Regions from separate parts of the Homo sapiens genome. Here region 2 is linked to region 1. Evidence: read pairs that join two places in POLR2A ChIA-PET (ENCODE). Cell type or tissue: K562. All regions are shown on one strand. Links, peaks and the distances in the headings refer to the core of each region. The heading gives the core; the rest is flanking DNA.

Region 1 (8,000 bases), core at 1-8,000:
GGGCCCAAAGGTTACAGACTGTTTGCCAGTGGCACTGGGAGTTCCTCAGAGGCCCCTTCACTGGGGTGCAGGCTGAGGAGCACCCCCTTGAAGAAGAGCGCAACCGAATTTTCTGAGTGGGAGTAAAAGCAGTCAGCTTTCTTCCCCACATCCCCACATTCCACAGGGGTGGGCCAAGGTCCTCCAGGAAAAACAGGACTCAGGAGGGGGAGGACACAGAGCTTCCAACTGACGTTAGCTGACGGTTCCCACCAGAGCAATTCCAAACCAGGACCTGGATTCACCCACGTCCCAACACCCCACCAAAACTACTTCTCCAAGTTCCAGCTACTGAGACCACCTCTGAGGGAACGCGGTGGGGCCTAGCAGTGGGTTCCTGCTTCTCACCCACTTGTGTTAGGTTTGAATTCTTCATGTTGAATAGACTGTGTTCCCATGTGGCAAGGGTTATTTCAGAACAGCTGAAACGAGATTTACATGTCCCCTTTTCATTCAACAATACATAGCCAGAGAGTGGACAAGTCACCTGAGGGTCCCAGGCCATTACCTAGGAGTGAATGTCAGCCTTGGTAGGGTATGCTGACCCCCGACTCCAGTGAGGTGTCCAGAACTCTGACCCCCACCCCCTCCTGGCTAATCACAAAACCATTCTAATCTTCAAACTGGGCAAATGGAGCAGCAGCTTTGTTTTCAGATGCCTGTGGGGGCACCGCCCTTTTCTTGGCACCCCTCCAGTCACCTTATCTACCCATGGGGGCCCAGCAAGGAGGAAGAGGGATATATGCCTGGGAGGGGCACATCAATTGTACTGTGTGAGCAGACAGGTGGCCTCCCTGACATACTGCCCAATACTGCCCCTCCCACCAGCTGCTGCTTTAGAGACTTAGAGCGGCCAGAACTGGGACATCTTGGGTCTATCTTGAGGTCAGCCTGATTTCACCTCCTTCCGTGGCCACCCTCACCCCAACCACCCAGCACAAAGCTGGAAAGCAATTTCCCTGCTAGTCTCCCCACTCTCTCCCGCTGAACTGGGGAAATGTGTGCTTCCTGAGAAAGTACAAACATGAAGTTCCCCAGGGCAAGGGGGGCCCCATCTGCCATCCTAGGTTCTTCCTTCTTTTTGGGCATCTCCACTGCTCTGCTCAGGGAGCCTCCAAAGTCTTGCCATGCCCCAAGACACTGAAATGCACCTCTAGAATTCAACAGCTGTGAGGAGAGCCTCAGGACGCCAGATGAGTGTCTCTATCATCTCTTCCAGCTCCAGCACTTGGCAAAGGCCACCTGGTGACTCAGAGGGATTAACTGGGGCCAAAAGACATCATTCATGCCACGTAACAGGAACTCTGTTTCCTCGAGTGGGTGAAGGAGGAAGGAGTCTTGGGGCCGCTTCCCTTCCCTGGTGGGGGTTGTGACTGAGGGCAGGCAGTCTGGAAAGACAATTCTGGGCTGAGCTGTTTATGTAGCCTGTTCTGCCACTCTCTGTGCCGTTCAGGGCCTACAACACACATCTGTCTGACGGCCTGAATATCAGGGCAATGATGGCAGCCTGGAACTACATTTCAAGAGTTCTGAGTTCTCCTGGGCAGCCATTCCCTCAACTGCTCCATGCTGTCATGCCGTGGCAACACTGCATTCCTAACAAGAAGCTGGTCCCCGATTCTGTCCCTTTAATCACCACCCAATCTGTGAGTGTACAGGTAGGTGTACATCTATGTGTATGTGGAATTCGCTAGGTAAGGAGAGACCAGGTTCCTTGGAAGGTATGCCCTGGGGCAATAGTTCTGCATAAAAATCAGTTTGATGTTTACAGTGATAACTACAATCAAATCCCTGTCTCATGCCTTCTCTGAGGAAGAAAAGATGTCTAATTATGGTAGGTAAGAAGCCAAGCACACTTCATGTGGCAGGAGGGAGGAAAAGAGAGAAAACTCAGGAGACAGAATTAGCAGATTAATACATTAGCCTGCTCACTGTTTTCAAACACATCACCCCCCTTCCTATGATGCTGCATGAATCTCACACTAGTGGTTTATATGTTATCGAATCAAATGTTTTTCTTATTGTCCCCACTGAGGAGACCAGAACTTGTATAATGGGGCAGCCCTTGAATCAGGAAACAGCAGGGATAAAGTGGGAGGTATGAAGATGCCTAGGATGGATGCCAGGAAGAACAGCAGCACCATCCCTACAGCTGGTTCAGCAGCCCCAGAGGCTCCACCCCTGGTAAGAGGGCCACAGCTCAGAACGCCTCCTGCAGTCCTGGGCCACAGGGAAGATCCAGGCATCCTGGACGCACAGCCGCATTTTGCCAGGAGGGGGCGCACAAGCACCAATTTCATTCACTTCTGTTTTAGTGGTGGGGGAGGCGCCCCACTCGTGTCACGGGAACAGCCCTCCAAAGACGAGATTCTGGAAGTTGCACAAAGGAGGTTTGCACTGTTTTTTCCTCTCCTACCCAATACTCCTATTGCCAAAATAAATACGACATATATGGGGAGGCTGTTCCTTGCAAACAGCACCTGAGGGCATTCTGATGGTATCCTCTGCCTCCTCTGGGGTCTTCTCTCACTCTAGACAGGCTAAAAGCAGTCTTTTTATGGGGGACCCCAGGCAGACACCCTCTCTCTAGGGCATCCCAGGTTTTTTTGTTGTTGTTGTTGTTGTTGTTGTTTTGAGACGGAGTCTCGGTCTGTCGCCCAGGTTGCAGTGCAGTGGCGCGATCTTGGCTCACTGCAACCTCCATCTCCTGGGTTCAAGCGATTCTCTTGCCTCAGCCTCCCGAGTAGCTGGGATTACAGGCGCCCACCATCACGCCCAGCTAATGTTTGCATTTTTAGTAGAGATGGGGTTTCACCATGTTGTCCAGGCTGGTCTCGAACTCCTGACCTCAGGTGATCTGCCTGCCTCAGCCTCCCAGAATGCTGGGATTATAGGTGTGAGCCATCGCACCCAGTAAGGGCATCCCACTTTTAAGCAGAGCAGCCACTACCCATCCTAGAGCACCTGCTTTTGCTGTGGCAGCACTTGGTGTGTGCATTACTTCCTACTTGCTCACAGTAATCTTGGCAGTGAATGTTCTGCTCAGGTTCCCTGCCTGGTGTGACAGTGCTGGAATTCCAACCCAGGTCGCCCAATTCCGGAGCCTGCTGTCCTGCCACTCATCACTTCAGTTCAGGGGGACCTGGGAAGACACGGGGAGGCCACAGGTGAGCCTGAGGAGGAAGCAATCTTCTGGCAACAAAATGAGGCTCAAGCCCAGGCGGCCTTGCTCTGCAACAGTGCCTTGCTCCCGCCCTGCCCAGGGAGATGACCGGCTACCCACGTGGGCTGGAATCAAGGTGAGGTGGTCACTGTTCCCTCAAACCCAGGGCTCAAGAGACAGGAGTGAAAAGAAAAGAAAGGAGGCCAAGGGGCAAGAAAAAGTGAGTCCTCAGAGGTTCTCGTGCACTGAGGAGGGCTGAGGAAGTGTGCTTGCGGGGGTCGGCTGATAAGCTTAGAACAGGGAGGCCAGCCAGATGAGCTGGGTGGGGAGGAGGGAGGCCAGGAGGGAGAGAGCCAGGCCAGAGGAAGCCAGGTCTACTGACGCAGCAGGGCTTTTGAAGAAGAGTGCACCCTAGCCACGTCTTGCCCTTCCATGCCTCACTCTCCGCCCATCATTCAGAAAAACCCACAGCTGAATCTTTGAGGAGGCTCAGGGGTCACCCAGCCATGAGAATAATCAAAGATAAAGGGGAGTGGGGAATGAGTTTCTCAGGTTCAGATGCTGGATTTTCTTCAGGTTTTGAGAACGAAGAGAGACATTCATAGTCCTCTTCTGGCCTTGAGATCATGAACACCACAGAGCATCCCATCCAGGGGCCTCTAAGGCACACCAGTGAGTCAGACCCCTATGCTTGTAAAACAGGAGAAGTGTGTGAGTGCTCCTCTGGGGAGAGGGGCCAGAACTTCCAGAGACATTGGGGTTTTGAGACCCCCAAAAAGAGAATCACAACATAAAGGAGAAAATAGAGACCCAAAGAAGTGGAGTCTGAGGTGGAACAGCCACAGAAAATACAGACTGCCCCAGTTTTTAGTATAAGCATATCCCATGCACATTTGGGAAATACTCATACTAAAAAAATTATTTGTTGTTTATGTGAAATACACCCTGTATTTTTATTTTTTGAGACCGAGTTTCACTCTTGTTGCCCAGGCTGGAGTACAATGGCGCGATCTTGGCTCAATGCAACCTCCACTTCCTGGGTTCAAGCGATTCTCCTGCCTCAGCCTCCCAAGTAGCTGAGATTCCAGGCATGCACCACCATGCCCGGCTAATGTTTTTGTATTTTTAGTAGAGACAGCGTTTCTCCATGTTGGTCAGGCTGGTCTCGAACTCCCCACCTCAGGTGATCCACCCGCCTCGGCCTCCCAAAGTGCTGGGATTACAGGAGTGAACCACCGTGCCTGGCCCCCAACCCCTCCCCTATTTTTTTTTTTTTTTTTTTGAGACAGAGTCTCGCTCTGTTGCCCAGGCTGGAGTGCAGTGGCACAATCTCAGCTCACTGCAACCCCTGCCTCCTGGGTTTAAGAGATTCTTTCCTGCCTCAGCCTCCTGAGTAGCTGGGATTACAGGCACGTGCCACCACACCTGGCTAATTTTTGTATATTTAGTAGAGACGGGGTTTTACCATGTTGGCCAGGCTGGTCTCGAATTCCTGACCTCAGGTGATTCACCTGCCTTAGCCTCCCAAAGTGCTAGGATTACAGGCATGAGCCACCGTGCCCAGCCAAACTGTACTTTTATGTGCTACATCTGGCAACGCTGGTTTGAGGTGGTCACAGCCCAGACCACACCCCCGCTCTCCCAGTCCCAGAGGCTGAACTCATGCTCTCTCCACACACAGCCATTAAGAGTCACAAGCTTCATTAAAGAAAACAAACAGAACCACCCCAAACCTGCCCATGTGAAGAAGCTGCGTGAGTGTACCGACCTCCACCCTATAGAGCCAGGAATCCCTCCGGTCCACAATGGAGCTGCCAGGGGTCCAACTCAAAGACCCCTGGCACAATGACAGAACAAAGAGGATAAAGCTGGGGTGCAGCGTGTTCTAGCCTTTCCTGCACTTAACATACATTCCAGAGCTGCTTCCACTGTTCTGAAGACAGAAGAGTTACACATCAGAGAGAAAACCAGAAACCCTAAGACCCCAGCAGCCCCTTTAAGCCAAAATCAGGAGCACTGGGGACAGCTAAAGGCAGGGAGCGGGACCTGACACCACTCACCAGGGACATCTCCCTAGAGCCTAGGGAAGGCTGAGCTGTGCTTTTCTGTGACCATTTTCCGAAACTCTGTGGCAATGCCGGTGCTGGGGTGTCCTGAGGTGAAGCTAGTGCAGGGCCAGCTCATCTTTCCTGCACAGAGCTGCAGGGCTGTGTGTGGGAGAAAAGCTGCCCTCTCACCGCAGCTAAGGACACATCCACCCCCATGCCCGCCCTGCCCCACTGCCCCTCACCAGTGTAAGCGCAGTGCGTGGAGAAAGGCCGAGAGGCCCTCCATGATCAGGAGGATGGCCACGGTCAGGGTGGCAAAGGCAGTGAAGAAGAAGAACAGCACCAAACCTCCCGCCAAGCTCTTCACGCTCAGGCCGATGTGGATCACCATGGTCCAAAGCACCTCAGACAGCTCTGGGGAATGGGAGACACAAAATCCAGTGCAGTTTGGCAAGAGGCAGCTGTAGGCCATGAATTTTGCTCTGCCATCCCCCTGCTCTAGGGTTCCCTGGATCCTGGCTTCCCACTGCCTTAGTGGGACCACCATGCAGAGCTAACCTGGCACAAGTGCTGAGCCTCCTGTCTGTACTCATTCTCCTTGGGTTCAGGAACCTGAATAATTCCAGAACCTTCATGTAATTTCCATTTGACTTAAGCCCCCCAACTGACAGTGCGCCCACAGAGGGGGAAACTAGAGTTCCGGAGCCCGGAGAGAGGTACTCACGCGCATGAGCGAGGCTGAGGGCCCAGAGCCGCAAGTAGGAGGCAGTGTTGGAGATGCAGCCCAGGCAGTACTCGATGGTGTGGATGGCCTGGTGGACCATGGTGTCCCCAAAGTCAAACTGTCGTGGGAGGAAACCAGAGAGAAGATATAAGGCTAGGAGGGGAACGTGCAGGCATTCTGAGTTGTGGCTACTTGGCGCTTTGAACCTGGGCCAGGGCAGGGGACTGCACTTCCCATGGATGGCACCTCAACTCTGGAGGGGCCAGAAGCACCCAGTGTTGAGCTCAGGTGGTGATTTCGGCAATGCCTTCCCCAAAAATCCTGCCTGACTTAGCCCTCACCTGGGACACCTCCATTCCCCTCAATACATTACATTTTAATTAACTACATCTTAATAAGATTCTTTTCAACACATTTGTTCTTCTCCCTCTGGGGCTCTGTGCTCAAGAGAGGAGTGTGTGCTGAGTTGACGGCACTCTGTTGAGAAAGTGACTGTCTGGGTCTGGGACCCTAAGGACCTGCAGGAGGGCAGGAAGGGATTTTCCCCAGAGTGCGCTTCAGGAGACAGACTCTCAACCCGGACACTGTCCTGAGAAGACTAGGCCTCTATGGCCACTTTACTTATTCTTTTTACAGCCTTTTGGGAGCAAGATAACCTTCTTTTTCTTTTGTGACTTCTAAAGAGATTACACGGTGAATTTTTTTTTCCCTACATGATTTCACCACCATGCACAGGGAAATCCTGACAAAGTTTACAAATTTCCACATGGGTTAAGGCCAAACAGCATATCTGTTTGGGTTAAGACTAAATAGCATATCTCCAGTTTCTTGTTTGTTTTCGTTTTCCTCAAGCTCCCTTTGTCCCAGTTTTCCTTTCAATACCAAGAATTATTTCCAGAATAAAGGAATGGGCTGGAACAAGCTCTTGGGAGTGAACTTTCAGGTTTGCTCCAAGCACAGTCAGGGGTGAATGTGGGCTTCTGAATTTGGTATATTCTGGAAGCCCCAGGTACTTTCCCTGGGCCTCTCTGTCAAGCTGACCAAAGACCAGGAGGCGCTCCCTTATGGGGCTTCCCCCCGCAGAGCCCAGACCAGAATCTTCTGAGCTTTCAGACACTCCTGAGGGCTCAGTGGCCTCCCCATCGGCCCCTGCCCTCAGGTCAGGGTCTATTTTTCACCGCAGTTCCTTTCAAAACCCACGTGATTCCACTCCCAAAGGACACCAGAAATGCCTTGGGAAATCACTGAGAACATGGGGATGGGAGAAAGTGGCTTGGCTGGTAAAGCCACAACAGCCCAGGCCACAGGGGTGCAGCCAGCGTGGAGGGGGCTGGCTCCACCATGCCATCTCTGGGCGAACGTCTGCTTCTCCCTCACCTCTGTCGACACCTAGCCTATTTCTGGGCTTTTCTTCCGGAACAGGCTCTTCAAGCTTCCTTACTTACCCTGAAAACTAGGGTAATCCTAGTTCCCTGAGTTCCCTAAATCCCAACACCGTGGTTAAGAGCTCTTTCCTACCACTGCTGGCTGCCGCCCCAGGGCCCGCATTGAGAGGAAGAAGTCCATGGCTCCCAGGAGTGCTGATCTCTACTCCTATGGGCTGGGAGGGCAGTGACCACTGGGCTCCCTTACAGCCAATCCCTTCAGTGTTTTTATTCTACCTCAAGTTTCTCCCACCGAATAAACTGCAGGACAGGAGAGAAGCCTCGCTTCCAGGCCTTACCCTTGCCTTCTCTCCTTCATTCCCAGCTTCCTGCAGGTGTTCTCAGGAGAAGCAAGGACTGGGTGAGAAATCCAGCTCAGCACTTATGAGTCTGCCACTCAGCACACGCCCGTATCAATCGGCCATGACCAACCATGAATCGCTGCAGAGTCCCTGTCCACATCTTCTGCCTCAGTTTCCTCTCTGCCCAGCCAGTCCTCACCCTACTGCACCCTGGCTTCCACCTTCACTCCTCCACAAAATGCCTCTACTTAGTAAGGTCACCCTAACCTCCCAGTTGTTACTTTTTTTTTTGAGACGGAG
Region 2 (11,680 bases), core at 2,135-10,134, 450 kb after region 1:
GGGAGCCCCACCGCTGAGCCCCTCTCCCGCCAAGGCTGTCCTGGGCCGGCGGGGGCGGCGCGGCTCCTGGCACCTGCTCCCGTCGGGCCGCCCGGGGGCGGGCTCGGAGACGCTGTGGCTGTCCCGGGAGAGCGCGGGGCCGGGAGCTGCGACTCAGGACCGCCCCGGGTGGCCGCGAGCGGCTGGACGCAGCCGGGTTTGTCCGGAGCGCTCTCCAGGTAGGCGCGGGCGCCGGACTCGGGCCCGCACTCCCCGCCGCCCATCCCGGACCCACGCGCCGCGGGGGCAGAGCCGGCGGGAGGGGGCCCGCCGCGTGCTCAGCACTTAGGTGGTTCTGCAGGGCTGGGGGCAGCGGCGGAGACCCTTCTTGCCTGGTGACCGGGAAAGAACCGCAACTTAACCGGAAACTGAGGTCGCGAGGAGGACACCAAGGGTGATGGCAAGAAGGACTTCCAGCTCCCATTAGGGGGAGAGAGGGAGTACAGGGTGAGACTCCCCCTCTACTCCCACCCACCCTAAGGAGAGGACCATTCTCCGGAGATAGGGGGCGCGACCAGATAACCCACCGTCTTTTCTTAAGAAGTTTAGAGAATCCAAAAGTTGATCCACCCCTATCAACACTGAGATGGAATAGAAGGGAAGGGGTAGGGGAGGGAAGAGCAACAATTATCTTTTGGGGGGTGCAAAAAGTACTCCTGCTCCCCCACCCTCCACCTCATTCACAGTCATTGGAGGACTTCCTGTCCCGCCCCTTCCTACCCCCAACGTGCAGAATGTCTCAGCTTCAGCAAGGGGCATGGGGGGGCCCCTGGCCAGAACACTCTGCCCCCACCCACAACTCAGGAACAGTCCCAGGAGCTCCCAACCCTCCTCCTTCTGGCTTCCAGGACTTAGGCTCCTGCCCTGACTTGGACGTGGTGACTAGTGGAAAGCAGGGAGTGGGGTTTGAGGGAGCTCCCCTTCTGGGTCCTATGGGATTGGGCAGGGAGAGCAGGAGAGCAGGCAGGAGATAAACCCGGGCTGTGCCAGGATCCTGAGCCCTGGTGCTCCTAGGAGGGGGCATGGGGCCGGCGGGTCTCCTCTGCCTGCTGAGTGTGAACAGGGCAATAGGTCAGATTTCCTGGGCTTTGCCTGGCAGCAGAGGCAAGGACAGGGGGTATGGAGACAACCATCCCACCTTACAAGCAGCTGCTCTGTGTTGCCACTATGGACCCTGCAAGGAGAGATGCAGGTTAGACAGCAAGAAGGACTTCCTTCCTGAGGGTAGGGGTCTTTGGGGGAGTGTCAGTGGCCAGCAGAGCCAGCCCCTGTCTTTGGGGGTGTCAGGAGGGACTGAGGCCCTCTGGAGGATGCAGACAACTGGGGGTGAGGACAGAGCAGACCAGGGAGGGGAGGCGGTGGGGGACAGTGACTTCATCTCTGGACCATACTGCTCCTTCACCTCCTGTGCCCTCTCTCCCTCCCTTGGAGCTGGAGTGTTGGCTTTCAGCAGCTCACTCCTGAAATCTCCAGCACCCAGAAGGCCCCAGGGGAAGGCGACAGGCTTCCTCTGTCACCACTTCAGATGGGAAGACAGACATGGTGCCTTGGGTGTGTCCAGCGGAACCCCTCACCTGGCACCTGGAGCAGCTGTTGCCTAGCCCCCGGGCCTCCTGTTCTGGCAAAGCAGGGGTGTATGTGCTGGGGTCTGGCGCAGGTGACTCCTCTGGATCCTCTGAGGGGATCTCAGGGTGTGGCCCTGGGTGACCCCAGCTCCCTGGGCCCATGGAATAGCTGGGATGGGTGCCACTCTGTGGTGGCCACACCACTAAAGAGGGCTGTTTCCCCTTCCTCGCCCTGGGGAGGTGTCAGTGCTGGGAGAGGGCAGTGGGGAGGTGGCAGGGTGGAGAAGCCAAAATGCTCATTGACGGCCCCTCAGGGACACTCAGCGGGTACCCAGGCCCAGGAGGGCTTGCACTCTGCTAGGACAGGAACAGATGAGGCTTCTCTTCTTCCAGGTGCTTCTCTCTGCAGCTGGGCTGGTAGGGAGGGCCAGGATCCCACACTCCTGCCTGTGACCCCATGAATGACTGGGATGGGGCCTGCCAGGGTCCTCACCCCCTGCCTTTGCCTCATAGAATGGAGGAGACCTGGCCCTACCTACTTGCCTCTCTTTGTGATGCTGAGCCTCAGTTGCCTCATGTGTCAAGCCTCGCAGGATTGTTCTGAGGATTCATGGAGGCGATGTTTCTGTTGTGCTCCAGGGACAACAGGCGCTTGCCACCAGGTGCACCCACCCTGCCTTTCTCCCAGGCTAAGGCAGAATCATATACCTTGGCCTCCACTGCCTTCCACCTTAGCAGTAGCGGCTCTGTGTGGCCACTGCAATTCAGCCTGCAAAGGACCTAGGAGCCCAATCCCCTCTCTTATCTATTTTATTTTATTTTTTACTTTTTTGAGATGGAGTCTCGCTCTGTCGCACAGGCTGGAGTGCAGTGGCGCGATCTCGGCTCACTGCAAGCTCCGCCTCCCGGGTTCACGCCATTCTCCTGCCTCAGCCTCCTGAGTAGTGGGACTACAGGCACCTGCCACCACGCCTGGCTAATTTTTTTGTATTTTTGGTAGAGATGGGGTTTCATCGTGTTAGCCAGGATGGTCTCGATCTCCTGACCTCATGATCCGCCCGCCTCGGCCTCCCAAAGTGCTGGGATTACAGGCGTGAGCCACCGCGCCCTGCTATTTTTTACTTATTTATTTTTTTGAGACGGAGTTTCATTGTCTCTGGGGCTGGAGTGCAGTGGTGCAATCTCGGCTCATTGCAACCTCTGCCTCCCAGGTTCAAGCAATTCTCCTGCCTCAGCCTCCCGAGTAGTTGGGATTACAGGCACTCACCACCATGTTGGCTAATTTTTGTATCTTTAGTAGAGACGGGGTTTCACCATGTTGGCCAGGCTGGTCTCAAACTCCCAGCCTCAGGTGATCCACCTGCCTTGGCCTCCCAAAGTGCTGGGATTACAGGCAAGAGCCACCACGCCTGGCCCCCTCTCTTTAAAGACAGGAAACCAAAGCCCAGCGAGGCAGGGTCTGGCCCAAGTTTGGCCGGCCAGCCAGCCTGGCCTGGTCTGGGAAGTAGGCTGGGGAGGCGGGAGGGTGGCTGTTGGCTGACATGGAGGAAAATGCCAGAGGGTAACTGGGCTTGTTAAGGGTTTGAGGAGGGAACCCTTCATGCTCTGCCAAAGGCTGGGGACAGGTCTCGAACCTTCCTCTCCGGTTACCTCTTTAGGAGAAGCAGCCTTTTCTGGAGGACTCCTTTCCCAGGCTGCAGCAGAAACAACCGTCTGCTGCCTGTTTTCTGGCCTCCACAGTCCCCTCCATTCAGCCCTCTCTGGATGGACAGGCAGGGAATCTCATCACCTCACGGTGGCCAAGGACCCCATGGAAACCCAGGGACCTCACGTGCATTTGTCACCCAACCAGAAGTGGTGGAGATGGGACCCCAGAGCCCTGCCTGCGTGCTCCCCCCAACCCACCCCCCAGCTCCACATTGATGGACACACAGGCAGACAGGCAGACAGAAACTGGGCTACACAGCTCTCCAGCACAGGTAGTGTGAGCCTGCCTCCAAGTGGGTGGCTCCCTCCCAGGGCCCAACCCCTACCCTCTCTGCAGCAGCCTCAGCCCATCTCTCAGGGAAGACAGGGAACAGAGGGAGATTTAACCAGCTTCCTGTAGAAATCCCAGACAGACAGACAGACAGATGGATGGGTACATACACGCTTTTTCTCTGCTTTCCCCTTGTCCTTCCTCCCCACCTCTTTGGCTCTGGCCCCACCTCTTTCTACCCAGGGTGTAGCCCGTCTCTGCGAGGCACAGGGCCTGATAGAGGCTGCACAACCCTGCCCCTCCCCAGAGCCCTTCTCTGAATCTGTGGCCCCCTCCCCACCCATCAGTTCAGGTCAGGATTTGGCAGGCTTTAAGGAGAGGTGGGATGGGGCAGTGGGTAAGGACTTGGGCTTTGAGTCAGACAAGCATAGGTCCAGGTCCAGCCACAGAACCTCCCAAAGCCTGTTCTCTAATCTATGCAGTGGGATAACAGGTTAATAATGGTGCTCATCTCATGGAATTGTGAAGTTTAAGAGAGATCCTGTTTGGGCATGGTGGCACATGCCGGTAATCCCAGCTACTTGGGAGGCTGGGGCAGGAGGTTCACTTGATCCCTACAAGTTTGAGGCCAGCCTGGAGCCTGGGAAACGTAGTCAAACCCTATCCCCCCCAAAAAAGAAAAAAGACCCTTTTTGTCAAACACCTGGCCCACAGTAAGCCCTCAATAAATGGGGTTGTTATTTCATAAAGAAGATGTGACGTAAGCAGCTGGGGGGCGAAGAGAAAGACAGGGAAGCCTCTATAATCAGCTCATGCATCGTCTTTCCATTTGCTTTGAAGCAAGTCCACTGCCCTGCTCTGGAACTCAGTTTCCCCATCTGCTTAAGGCAGCATGTGGACTAGGTCCTGTCCAAGTGTAGGTCCTGCTAGCGTGGGTCATGCTGGCTCTGAGTAGGGGCCAGGGTTGGGGATGCCGAGCTGCCGATGCTCAGGGCAGGGTTAGACAGACCTGTGTGCCCCCGTCACTGCCCACCCGTCCACACTTTCTGACTGGGCTCCCCTAGCTTAGCTGGGGCAGTGTGGCTCCTAAGGGAACAGCTGGGAAGGCTGGGTCAGGCAGGGCAGGCTGCAGCAGGCCCAGCAGCCTGGCTGGGGGGAACACAATTAGCCCAGAATCCAGGCGGCCCCGTGAGCCCAGAGGCTATATATCACAGAGGTTTAATCAGCTGTGTGGCAGATATTTGCTCTCTTGGGCGATGTCCCCGGCCCGCCTGTCATAAATTGCACTGAGATTTCAAAATACCCCTGTCCCCATGCTGGCGGGGCAGGCAGCTCTCCTTGGCATGGCCAGGAAAATCTCATTCCTCTGAAGCCTCCACCCGGGGAATGGGACCTCTCCCCCCACCAACACTTGCACCTAAGACCTTCTTCCTGCCTCCTCCTGCTGGGAGAGTTGGGGAGGACATGGAGAGGCAGGAGAGTCGCTGTGATGACCTCCATCTAGAGGTGAGAAGGTGCAAAATATTGGTGGGGGGCTCCATGCAGTAATGGGGCCTTCTCACAATGGCAGTGACCTCCAGTGTGCCCTCTGTGGGAAGAGCTATACCCTGGACCCGTGGTGTGGCTCCAGGAGACAGCTGCATTGCCCCTTGAGTGTGGGGACTGGGGTCTGTCATGCCCAGGGGGTACGGAGTCTTCACCTACCTTCCCACTGGATGTTTGCTGCGCCACCTGGAGGCTATCTGTGGGACTGCCGCCCAGCCACAACATCCAAACCCTAGCAGCAGGGTTTGGACCATCAAATCACCAAGCACTTATGACCACACCAGGGTGAGATCTATGGCGCGTTAGTTTGTTAGGGCTCCCATAACAAAGTGCCACAGGCTGGGTGGCACTTAAACAGTAGAAGTTTATTGTCTCAGTTCTGGATCCTAAAAGTCCAAGATCAATATGTGTCAGCAAGGCTGGGCGCAGTGGCTCATAACTGTGATCCCAGCACTTTGGGAGCCCGAGGCTGGAGGATCTATTCAGCCCAAGTGTTTGAGGTTACAGTGAGCTATGATCACACTGCTCCACTTCAGCCTGGGCAACAGAGCAAGACCCTGTCTCTCTCTCTTTTTTTTTTTTCTGAGACGGAGTCTTGCTCTGTTACCTAGGCTTGAGTGCCATGGCACGATCTCGACTCACTGCAACCTCTGCCTCCCAGGTTCAAGCAATTCTCTTGCCTCAGCCTCCTGAGTACCTGGGATTACAGGCACCCACCACCGCGCCTGGCTAATTTTTTTGTATTTTTAGTGGAGACAGAGTTTCACCATGTTGGCCAGGCTGGTCTTGAACTCCTGATCTCGTGATCCACCCACCTCGGCCTCCCAAAGTGCTGGGATTACAGGCGTGAGCCACTGCGCCCAGTCAATTTCACCTTTTCATAAGGACACCAGTCATGTATATTGGATTACGGGCCCACCCTATACCAGTCTGGCCTTATCTTAATAGCATCTGCAACGACCCTATTTCCAAATAAGGTCATATTCTGGAAGTGCTGGGGATTAGGATGTCAACATATTGAATTTTGGGGGACATAATTCAACCAATATCACATAGTGAGTCTCAGATGTTCAGTGACAGTCTCATTTCATGGTCTGGGCACAATGACACCCACACTATGGCACAGCTACACTACGACATGCACACAGAGTGAGTGACATAGATTCACCTCAACAAACGATGGGGTAACAGACATTTGCAGTGACCCAGGTACATCATGACAGACACACAGGGTGACAGACTTCACTCACAAGCTGCAAGAGACAGACACACTATGTGTTAATAACAGCTGATTGGCCGGGCACCAGTGGCTCACGCTTGTAATCCCAGCACTTTGGGAGGCCGAGGTGGGCGGATCACGAAGTCAAGAGATCGAGACCATCCTGGCCAACATTGTGAAACCCTGTCTCCACTAAAAATACAAAAATTAGCTGGGAGTGGTGGCACGCGCCTGTAGTCCCAGCTACTCGGGAGGCTGAGGCAGGAGAATCACTTGCACCCGGGAGGCAGAGGTTGCAGTGAGCCAAAATAGTGCCACTGCATTCCAGCCTGGGCAACAGTGTGAGACCCTGTCTCAAACAAAACAAAACAAAACAGACAAACAAACAAAAAACAGCTGATTTTGTAGGGCACCGAGAAGCATATTACATAGATTATAGATCAGCTCATCTAATCCCCACAATGTGTGTATGACTTAGGAACTGTTATTGATCACTCCCATTCTACAGAGGTATAGACGAAGGAACTGAGCTCAGGTCACACAGCCAGTGAGTGACAGAGCTGAGATTTGAACCCAGGTATGAATCAGCATGGAGCTCCTGCTCTTGGCTGGGCATGGTGGCTCATGCCTGTACCCCAGCACTTAGGGATGCCGAGGCGGGCAGACCACATGAGCACAGAAGTTTAAGACCAGCCTGGGCAACATAGCGAGACCCTGTCTCTATTGAAATTTTAAACATACATAAAATTTCAAAGAGCTCCTGCCCTTATCGCTGTGCTCCTCTGTTCCATCCACACACAGTCCCCACACTTGTCACGACAGACATGTTATGTGGGATCACTGCTCACAAAAAGGACAAGCAGCTTACTGAGAATGGGGGTGGCATCTGGGGACTACAGGCAGGTTTTTGGCCTTGGGCTTGTAAAATTAATTTTCCTTGTTCAGATGCGGGCTCCACTGTTGGATGTATAGTCTTGTGAAGACATTGTGACATCACTGGACTGGTCTGATCTGCAAAGTAAGCATGGGCCTCAGAACACAGGAAATGCCCTCTGGGGAGATGAGCTTGTCTGCTCAGGTTGCCATAACAAAGTACCACAGACTCAGTGGCTTCGACAGTGGAGATGTAATTTCTCACAGTTCTGGAGGCTAGAAGTCCAAGATCAAGGTGTCAGGAGGGTTCATTTCTTCAAAGGCCTCTCTTCTTGGCTTGAAGATGGTCTTCCCTCTATAACTATCTGTGTCTAAATTTCCTCTTCTTATAAAGACACCAGTCATATGAGACCCAGCGCGGTGGCTCACACCTGAAATCCCAGCGCTTTGGGAGGCTGAGGTGAGCAGATCACTTGAGGCCAGGAGTCCGAGACCAGCCTGGCCAACATGGCACTACCCCATCTCTACTAAAAAAAAATACAAAAATCAGCTGGGCATGGTGGCAGATGCTTGTAATCCCAGCTACTCAGGAGGCTGAGGCAGGAGAATTGCTTGAATCCGGGAGGCAGAGGTTGCAGTGAGCTGAGATTGTGCCACTGCACTCCAACCTGGGTGATAGAGTAAGACTCTGTCTCCCACTGGGTGCAGTGGCTCATGGCTGTAATCCCAGCACTGTGGGAGGCCAAGGTGGGAGGATCACCTGAGGTCAGGAGGTCGAGACCAGCCTGGACAACATGGCAAAACACTGTCTCTACTAAAAATACAAAAATTAGCTGGGCGTGGTGGCGGACACCTGTAGTCCCAGCTACTTGAGAGGCTGAGTTGAGGCAGGAGAATCACTTGAACCCAGGAGGTGGAGGTTGCAGTGAGCCGAGATCACACCAATGCACTACAGCCTGGGTGACACAGCGAGACTCCATCTTGAAAAAAATAAAGACACCCATCATATGAATTAGGGCCCACCGGTATGACCTCATTAACTTAATTACCTCTTTGAAGACCCCATCTCCAAATAGAGTTACTTTCTAAGGTACTGGGGGTTATTACTTCAACATATGCATTTTGAGGGGACACACTTCAGTCCATAACAGGAGAGATGGGCTCAGTATGACTCACCCAGGCCCTAGCCTTGGGGTTGCCCCAGCCTGAGGGAGGGACACAGATCTTGCTCTCAGGAAGCCCCTGTCTGAAGCAGAGGCAGGAAGCATGCACGCAGATTTCCGAGAGAAGGCAAAATTCACTGAGCAGCCCCAGAATAGAAATGGTTAGAGGCAGACAAGTCAGGCAGGGCAAGTTTCAGAGAAGTGACTTGGAAAGGAAAGACTGTCTATGGGAGATGGGGGCCTGGAGGGGCCACTTGAGGGTCCCGAAGAGACAGAAAGTGTGTGTGTGTGTGTGTGTGTGTGTGTGTGTGTGTGTGTGTGTGTATGTGCGTGTGCGCGCGTTGGGGGACAGGGCGGGGGCAGGGGCGCTGTCTTCAGCCGACCCAGGCAGCAAGGCTCAGGTCTCTACCGAAACCACCAACTGTTGCCTCGGCCTCGGTTGCCAAGACAGCAGGGGGCATCTGGAGCCACGTGGAGCAGGGGTTGGGATGGCTTCACACACTGTCACCATTTGTGAATGTCACCCTGCTGGGTGCAGGGCACAGGAAGGTTGTGTTTTTGGCTGGCGGCTGCTGCGTCTCCAGTAAGCGCCACATGCCTGGCTGTCACAGGATTGCCAGCGCTTGCTGTAGAGCTGAGAACAGGACTCTCGCTTCCTCAAATGTGACTCAGCTGGCCTTGCCACTGCCTCTCCCTCAGTGACCACCTTTCCTCCAAGACCCCAGTCCGCCTCTCTGAGATATGTTCTGCGGCCCTCCGAGTCCCCAGGTGTCTTGGCCTCCCCGTGTGTAGACATGTCGGACACCCTTCCAGAAAGTCCCAAGTTTTTTTGTTTTTGTTTTTGTTTTTTGTTTGTTTTTTCTTTCTGAAATGGAGTTTTGCTCTTGTTGTGGAAGCTGGAGTGCAATGACACCCGATCTTGGCTCACTGCAACCTCCGCCTCCCGGGTTCAAGTGATTCTCCTGCATCAGCCTCCTGAGTAGCTGGGATTACAGGCATGCGCCACCATGCCCAGCAAATTATGTATTTTTAGTAGAGACAGGGTTTCACCATGTTGGTCAGGCTGGTGTCAAACTCCTGACCTCAGGTGACCTGCCCGCCTCGGCCTCCCAAAGTGCTGGGATTACAGGCGTGAGCCACAGCCAAGAGTCCCAAGTTTTAATGCTGCTTTGCTTGAAATAGACCCCATTATGCGCCCTTCCACCATCCTCGGGCTGGGGCATTTCAGAGGGATATAGAGGATACAGAGCCCCGTGTCTCCCGGTCTTGAGCCCCTCCTGCTCTCTCTAAGAATTCGCAACCATTTGGCGTTCATTCATCTCCCTCTCTATCCACTCAGATATGAAGCGGCCACTGAGCCCACCCCCACCGGCTGAGAAGGAGACCCCCATATCTGGAGCTGCTGAGTGCCTCCCTCGGCCCCCAGAACCACCTAAGCCCAAGCGAGAAAGAAAGCGGCCATCGTACACGCTCTGTGATGTCTGCAACATCCAGCTGAACTCGGCGGCCCAGGCCCAGGTGCACTGTGGGGGGCGGGCCCACCAGAGGCGGCTTCGGCAGCTCAGCTTGGGGAAGAGCCCCTCAGGGCCAGGTCAGTGTAGAGGGGACGCTGCTCCCACAAATTTGGTTTGGGGAGTATCTCTGTCTGGGCCCCTCTGAGGGGCTCTGGGTCTGTGGCCTCCCTCCATGGGGGTCTTTGCGTCTGGGGTGCCCTCAATGGGGTCTTAGGGTCTGAAGCCTCCCCGATGCCAGCAAGTTTTATTCTGCATCTGGACAACCCTTCTGTAGGACCTCTCGGAATCTGTGGGTCCTTAGGCCGCCTCTTGGGTCTTTGTTTCTAGGGAACTCTCCCTGTGGGATCTTTTGGGATCAGGACTCCTAAGCAGCACTTCTCCAGCCTGGAGCCTCCTGGTAGCCACAGGCTTTCAGACAAGGGCCTCATCTGCGGGGTGGGGGTCCCAGGCTCCAGCTCAGGTCTGTGGTCTCTGAAGGCCAAGGTCAGCAAGGTACACAGCACTCCAACCCAGGGACAAGGGGGAGGCCCCTCTTCCTTTGGACTCCTGGCCAGGATTTCTGCTTCTCCCTAGCTGGGGTGACTTTGCAGAGGTTTGGCTATGAGCTTGGAAGGGGCAGCTGGCTGCAAGGCAGATTTCTGGGGGAAATGGGTGAATGCCTCCATGAGGGTGATTCTAGCTGACAGGTGCACAGGGGCCATAGGGAAAGTAAGAACCACCCAGGCTGCTGTTGGCAGAGCAAACAGATTCACATTCAGGCTCAGTGTGGGGAGGTGGGAAAGGCAGGAACTTACCCCTGGCTCCTGGGGGAGGCCAACAGAAACCTACCTTGCAGCCCAGGCTGGCAGTTTTGCCGGAGGCTACACTCTGACCTCAGACACCCTCTTGAGGGCTGTCTTCTCTTTTGGTGATATTCATGGGGCACCCACTGTGTCCCCCGCTCCACACACACAATCCTGTAGGCCAGAGACAAGTAAGATCCAATCTCTCTGCTTACCACCCTCCCCAAGATTGAGTGGGTCTTTTGGGTGGAGACACATGTGAAAAGGGATAAGGGTTGTGGTTGCCACATGGGACATACCCTCAGGGCACAAAGGCAAAGCTGCAGTCCCTGGGGGCAGCAGGAAAGTCTCCTGAAGGAAGAGGGGGCTGAGCCTCGGAACATGGATGAGGGGAGTAGGGGCATTACAGGCAGAGGTCACGGCATAAGCAAAGGCCAGGGTGCTCTGGTGACTGGGACCAGCTCCTCCCCACCCAATTATTTCAGGCTGGACACCAAAAGCATGACTCTGAGCAAGAGAGTATCTGACTGATGGGTGTTTCTGGAGCATATGTGTCTGTCTGGATTCGAAAGTCACTCATTGGCTGGGCATGGTGGCTCATGCCTGTAATCCTAGCACTTTGGGAGGCTGAGGCAGGTGGGTCACTTAAGGCCAGGAGTTTGAGACCAGCCTGGCCAACATGGCAAAACCCCATTTCTACTAAAAATGCAAAAATTAGCCAGGTATGGTGGCACACACCTGTAGTCCCAGCTACTCGGGAGGCTGAGGCAGACGAATCACTTGAACCCAGGAGGTGGAGGTTGCAGTGAGCCGAGATTGTGCCACTGCACTCCAGCCTGGGTGACAGAGTGAGACCCTGTCTCAAAAAAAAAAAAAAAAAAAAAAAAAAAAAAATTAACTCATTAATTCACCAAATATTTATTGACCACCTACTAGGTGTAAGCTGCTTTTGGGAGATTCATGTTTTTAAAAGACATCATATCTGCCTGTCAGGAAAAAGCT

What was found. ChIA-PET counts read pairs that join two places held together with the same protein. Peaks named below come from ENCODE experiments on the same cell type or tissue, not always from the same donor. Only the 100,000 strongest peaks of a DNase experiment are listed, where the experiment ranks them.
Region 2: POLR2A ChIA-PET joins it to region 1 with 6 read pairs; 1 of 35 experiments calls an interaction of 5 or more read pairs at or near these places.

The regions. Positions count from the first base shown.
Region 1 is chr17:42,511,953-42,519,952 of GRCh38, reverse strand. ATP6V0A1 (ATPase H+ transporting V0 subunit a1) reads right to left here. Exons shown (of 22, transcript NM_001130021.3): 20 at 5,975-6,092; 21 at 5,493-5,664. MIR5010 (microRNA 5010) reads right to left here and starts at 5,765; the gene lies at 5,646-5,765. RefSeq lists a silencer at 2,354-2,403 and an enhancer at 2,847-3,346. In K562, for the core only: a CTCF peak has its summit at 2,299 (motif pointing right); DNase peaks (open chromatin) are centred at 762, 1,322, 2,272 and 3,522.
Region 2 is chr17:42,061,100-42,072,779 of GRCh38, reverse strand. It overlaps ZNF385C (zinc finger protein 385C), which reads left to right. Exons shown (of 9, transcript NM_001392013.1): 2 at 9,722-9,973. The coding sequence starts at 9,724. Among named protein-coding and RNA genes, the nearest start is that of C17orf113, 16 kb to the right of the region's middle. RefSeq lists silencers at 15-309, 5,235-5,529, 8,661-8,760, 8,755-9,049 and enhancers at 380-1,353, 4,259-4,759, 10,144-10,734. In K562, for the core only: CTCF peaks have their summits at 5,324 (motif pointing left) and 8,830 (motif pointing right); a DNase peak (open chromatin) is centred at 5,289; H3K27me3 peaks cover 195 bases.